2 separate regions of the Homo sapiens genome follow, and region 1 is linked to region 2. Evidence: chromatin loops called from intact Hi-C (ENCODE). Cell type or tissue: A673. All regions are shown on one strand. Each heading gives the region's core, and the rest is flanking DNA. Links, peaks and the distances in the headings are about the cores only. Region 1 overlaps LOC124909494 (leucine-rich repeat extensin-like protein 5). Region 2 has its middle 100 kb from the start of LINC02010.

What was found. Peaks named below come from ENCODE experiments on the same cell type or tissue, not always from the same donor. Only the 100,000 strongest peaks of a DNase experiment are listed, where the experiment ranks them.
Region 1: it touches region 2 in a loop (2.3-fold over the local background); 1 of 110 quality-filtered maps calls a loop at or near these places.

The regions. Positions count from the first base shown.
Region 1 is chr3:147,360,604-147,363,532 of GRCh38, reverse strand. It overlaps LOC124909494 (leucine-rich repeat extensin-like protein 5), which reads left to right. Exons shown (of 2, transcript XM_047449442.1): 2 at 1-867. Among named protein-coding and RNA genes, the nearest start is that of ZIC4-AS1, 25 kb to the left of the region's middle. In A673, for the core only: a CTCF peak has its summit at 1,529 (motif pointing left); DNase peaks (open chromatin) are centred at 1,532 and 2,242; H3K27me3 peaks cover 2,032 bases.
Region 2 is chr3:146,816,756-146,819,684 of GRCh38, reverse strand. No RefSeq gene overlaps it. Among named protein-coding and RNA genes, the nearest start is that of LINC02010, 100 kb to the left of the region's middle. In A673, for the core only: a CTCF peak has its summit at 1,800 (motif pointing left); DNase peaks (open chromatin) are centred at 594 and 1,764; H3K27ac peaks cover 793 bases.

The DNA of each region.
Region 1 (2,929 bases), core at 109-2,608, 540 kb before region 2:
CAGTTAACATTCTGCCTTATCAATTGTCTAGGGAGTAGTTTTCTAAATTTATTTGGAACTGCAAAGGTAAATAAATGAAGGAAAAAATACATAAGAGAGAAAAGGTCAAGTTCTTCAAACTGGAACTTTCTTGTGTGTGTGCGTGTGGATATGTCTATGGTACATTTAACCAGTAAGAGAACACATACCATAAGCAGTCATGTTGCTAGACAAAAGTTTTCTTTGATTTTGTATTTGAATTTACTTAACAACATAAATTTTAAATACTAATCCTGGTCACTTGGGCCAAGAACATTTATATATTTTTCTCCCAGCTGATTTTATCAACAGTTTTCAATCTCATTTTCTCAAGACTTTTAGGCCAAGGCAGAATTTTCTAGCCTTCCTTTGGAGATCAGGATCCAGAGATTAGAGTTCTGGGATCTTGGCAAGGGTTTGTACTACTTTTTCCATGATGTTTGCAAATCCCTAGCAACAATTCTGCATTCTAATTTTTTTCCTCCTTTCTTTGTACATCACAAATAATTACACTGTTCAAACATGGCTTAGAAAAAAACACAGTTACATTAACATGTCTCTTCTACAATTTTGTTTTAGAAATGACTAGAATTTTCTGGTAATTCATAGTTTTTCTCCTGGTTTAAAAACAAAAATATTTAAATTTTATCTTGCCAAATGTCTATCATTTGTTAGCACATTTTGCTTGCTGTCCTTCAGCCTCTGAAGTTTATGGACATTATTAAAATGTTTGGGGGATCATCAGCACACCAGTTCCTTGAGAAAATGTTGGGATAGGCTTTACACTATACAATCCAGTTGTTCAGAATTGAAAGGTTTTCAAGTTGAGTTTGCTTTTCTTTCTCTTACTTTACAATCCCTTTTTGTATTTTTTATTTTATTTCGAATAGAAGCTTTTGCCAAGGTTATTTTTAATATAGAAAAAGTAGCCGAAAAATTGGATACTAAATGTCGAATCCAAACTGAGTAAATTTTTGAAGTATGCAGTATCCATATTTCCCATTGACTTAAAATAAAAATGAATGTAATTCAAATCTACTTGTGTTTTTTTTTTGTTGTCTAAATAGAATATTCAATGTGACAAAATGAATCTATAAATATGTGATCTGCATAGTAGACACAGACACAACCAGTTCAATAATGATTGATACTATTTTTAAGTAGTGGGTGCTGAATACATTATCTAAAGAAATGCTCTGAGCATCTGAAGGTTGAGGATCTTACAGTGATCTTAGTTCTGAGAAAATGGCTCATGTATGTTTCGGCTCAGTGTTGGTCTCACTAGCAATAAGTTGTGGCAAATGACATCTGACCATAATGATAATATTAATGTTACTGTCCCTTTGGAAAAGAAAAGTTGAATTCAGTATCTGTTTGCTTTGGCATTATTTTTCCAGCCATCTAACCATCCTTTATGGTACAGTGTGGCTGTTGTTTCTGGAGTTGTAGTGTCTACCCACTCCCTTCTCTCTGGGTAAACCTCCTCTCGCGCCCCCTAGCGGAGGGTTTGGCAGTGCAGAAGCAACAACCACCAGCGATTATTTATTGAACACCTGCTGTGCGCCAAGCACTGTGGAGGAAGCTGTAGCTTGTCTAGATCTGGGTGGGGTCTAATGCCACGCACAGGCTCTGTAAAATGATTTAAGACTGAGCAGATATTCTAGCTCTGGGTCCTTGTGGCTCCTCACCTGGGGGCCTCTTCAGAGCCCTCACTCACGTTGCACTTGGAGCCTGACTGGAGGCATTTCTGGCTATCAGAATTTCCCAGCTATAGTTAGTTTGGGATGGAGAGGCTTGCTGCTCCTTGGCGGGCCTGGTTATAATTTGTGTCCTCTTGTATAGAGCTGTCCAGTTTGACCTGTAGCTACAACCAATCCTGGATCAGCATTGTCAGACCTCGGTTCCACCACACTCTGTTTGAAGAGCTCCATTTTGTGCAGTGGCAGTCACAACAAAACTCAACTTTCCTCTGTGACTTTGTTCTTTTGATTTTTAATAGATCAAAGACGTGGAGGGAGGAAGGAAAAGCGGGGGTGGGGGGGAGAAGAGGAGGGGTAGGGATTGTTTTCGTGTCAAGATGCATCTCCCATTTGAGGCCACTAGCCCCATTAGAAGAGAAAAGTGCACGGAAAAGGGCGAGAAACCTGCACTTGGCTCGGCATTGTTTAGGGGATTCGAGCTGCGGCCGCCGTGGCCGCCGCCACAGCCATACAGTACAGTATCCATGGCAACGCAACCTGCTGCTGCCGCCGCCAAAGTTGAAGGCGCTTGAAAGGCTTGTAGAGACCAGAATCTCAACCCCTATTTTGGTTCCCCCGAGAACAACGGAGAGAAAATGAGGCAGGGAAAGAAAGGAGGAGGAAAGGAGGAAGGAGGGGGGAGGGAAAGTAGGAGAGGAGAAAAAGAGAGAGAGGGAGGGAGGAAATATTTGTATGAATGAGAGGGACTAAGAGAGAATATGAGAGAGAGGGAGGGAGAAGGCCAAGAGAAACCCCACTCCAGGCCCATGAATGCTGGCATTGTCCCTTTTCTGAATCTGATTTACCATATCATAACCCCCAGGAAGAAGAAAACATCAATATCCCAAAGGAATGGAGATGTTTCTATGGAAAACCTAGGAATTTTAGTCCATAACAGATCTGGCATAAAAAAATCAAAGAGATCAAAGGCAGAGCTCCCTGGAGTAGAGATGCGTCTCTGAATTAAAGATGGACGATGCAGACTACAAAGTGCTTTTTTCTTCTTTATCCAGTCCTCTGTTTCCATTTCAAGGGAGGCGCTGGTCTCGTCATATCTAAACTAGACAGTCATTGCGAACAATGTCATAAAGAGGATAAAAGAGGGAGTGGGGGGCACCAAGAGCTCAGCTTCCTCTGTCCTAGTTGGTTTTCCAACCACCTTCTCCAGCATT
Region 2 (2,929 bases), core at 320-2,819:
TACATTTTATGTAAAAACAGCTTATTTTTTTGAATGCATAGATATAATTAACCAAACTAGGATTGAGACTAGAGCATCAGTCAATTTTGTAATTCATTGGAAGAACTGCTTTTGTTTTGACCCTGCATACAAATGCAAAATATCTAAATTTTAAATATTTAATTGATTATATTTTTCTTTTAAAACTCTGTAGGTATAAATATTTGAGGTTCGCTTATATACATATGTATATTTCCACTAGGTTATGTTGGGGAACGGCAAGTGTAAAAAACCATGCAAATGTATTCTTTATTCTCATAAAAATTCAATAAAATAAACTTTTAAAAATACTGTCAAATAGTTAAATAGATGTTAAATCAAATTTTTGCATCAGAAATGTTCAGTAACTGAATAAACCAAAGCCTGAAAAAATGGCATCCTACAACACACACACACACACACAGTTAAATATGCCCTTTTCTGCATACTAAGGCATTTCATTCCAGCCTTTCTAACTCCCTGTGCCTGGAAGTAATAATACTACATATCTCTAAGTTTATTTCACTTCCTTTTTTTCTCTTCTCGAGCATTGTCGTAAAAATAAATGAATATTGTTCCACTGTGCATGCTTTTTACACTCTTCATGATGAGAATGGATTCATGATAACCCATTTATTTTCTTTTCTTCTAACAATCTTTGCGGCAGGAATGAGATGCCTGAATTTTAATGCCTAATATGATCTTTGGAAGACTATAAACTTTTAATAGACTTTAAACATAAAGTGAGGGAAAAGATAAATAGCAGAAAAGTCTGTGGTTTGATCCCAGGAAATCCTGATTAATCGCCCTCAGATTGTGTCAGACCATCCTGAATATTTTCTGAAAACAATTGGTTCGTTTTATTGCCAAATAAATTGTAATTGATGTTACCAACTTCTAACCAAATAAAATTCTAAATGAGTGAGAAGAGACATAAGAACATATATTTCCTTATGTGAGATAGCATTTAGGACATATCTCATTTTATTTGTTCTCTGTGCTATTTATTCCTGTTAGTTTTGTGTGATAAACACAACAGGTTTAAGATGACAAAGATTTTCTTTCAGACTGTACCTCCCTGTGAATCGTTCGTGAGTAACCATAAATTAACATAAGATCAGAAATATTCAATATTGTCTTTCATATCTCAGGGGCAAAATACTGACTACTTTCAGTGGTGTACAAGCACAGAATTTAAGGCCTCCTGAGAAGGAACACTCTCTTCTGCAATATCATCGTTAGCAACATTTCCTGTGTGATTTCATATTTTTGTTCTCTATTCAAATTGTTTCAATAAAATTAGACATTATAATATTTACAGCTCTTTATATAAATCAGCCTTTAAACCCGGAACAAAATGCACATGGGCTTTACAATCAGAAGAAAACAAAAAGAAGACTTAGGCATTAATACTGTGCAAAGGTTTAAATCATATATAATTTGTTAATATCCCTTTATTGACTTATTTTTAAAAATAAAAAAATGAAAATTTTTATTACATAAAAGAAAAGCAAAAACATCTCTTGCTGTGACAAAATACTATGCATTATTTTTCTAAAATTGCATCTCCCTTTAAATAGAGCAGAGAAGAAAACAAAACAGTTAAAAAAAAATTAGTTGGTATTGCCACAATATATGCAACCCCCTGAGCTTTGCCTTTTAAATCAGCATTCTGCTGTTAAATAATAAAAGAAAAGTCCCATTATTTTCCCAGCTTCACTTTGCTTAAAGTGATTGATGTAGAATTTTACTGCCATCCAATGGCAGCCGCCTAATATAGCTCAAGTAAATGTCTAAAGCCTTTTGATCAAATTACAGTCTAGGGAATTTAACTTATGTAGTACACTCAGAACTTACATCAATACATCTGTTTGTTACACAGTAAGAAAGAAATATCACTGCAGTTTCAATTTATTGTTCGTTCTCCAAATTCAATTTAACAGTGAATTACTAATATTGCTGAACACAATTACCTAAATGAATAAATCAACCTAGGCTACTCACTAGAGAGAACATCAGAGCATAATATTAATTTTTACATGTACCTCATCATATTAGTTTAAAAGGTTTCTTTTTACAACTAACAATCTTTTCCTACCAGGCAAAATAGCCTTTATTAAAAGACTGTTCTCAGTTTTACTTCTGTTATTTGGAAGACATTTGAATATTTTTACCTGATACTGTACATCATATAATTTCTGATTAACATTAAATTGCATACTGTTTTAATTATAATCTTCTTTCCTAAATGATTATTTAGATCATTTCTCAAAAAGGCAAAATAAAAATTATGTCTGATTGATATGAATGAGTTTGTGCTTAAAATATTCAAGCTTAGTTATTTAAAATTCCTGATTTGAGTTAAAAGAGTTGATGGGTAACAACCTAATTTTACTTTTCATTAACATTAACTAAAATATAATATATTTGAAATTATAGGTAATTGCTATGACAGAATTATTTTATTTCAATAAAACTTCATGAAAAGTATATTTTATGATTTATTTATATATAAATGACATTTTGCTAAAATATGAAGTTTAATTCAGTAATTAATTATTTTAAATAGAGGAAAATTTAGATAAGCTATCTGGCCTATAATATGAAAAGTCTTTTCAATGTTATTTTATTCAACTGAATGTTTTAAGTGTGTGTGTGTGTGTGTGTGTGTGTGTGTGTGTGTGTGTGTGTGTAAAAATAGCCTCAGGCCTGAAATACGTTTTGTACTCTGGAACATCTGAGACCAATAATTCAATGGAATTGAAACACAATAACATATTTATTTTAACTTACTTTAAATTAGAATATTTAATTCAAACTTCTCCTTCAGTTAAAACCTCACGTTATTGTTTTTCTAAAAGATCCCCAAATTAAATCCAAAACTTTTTTTAAAAAAAATCCAGACAAGACT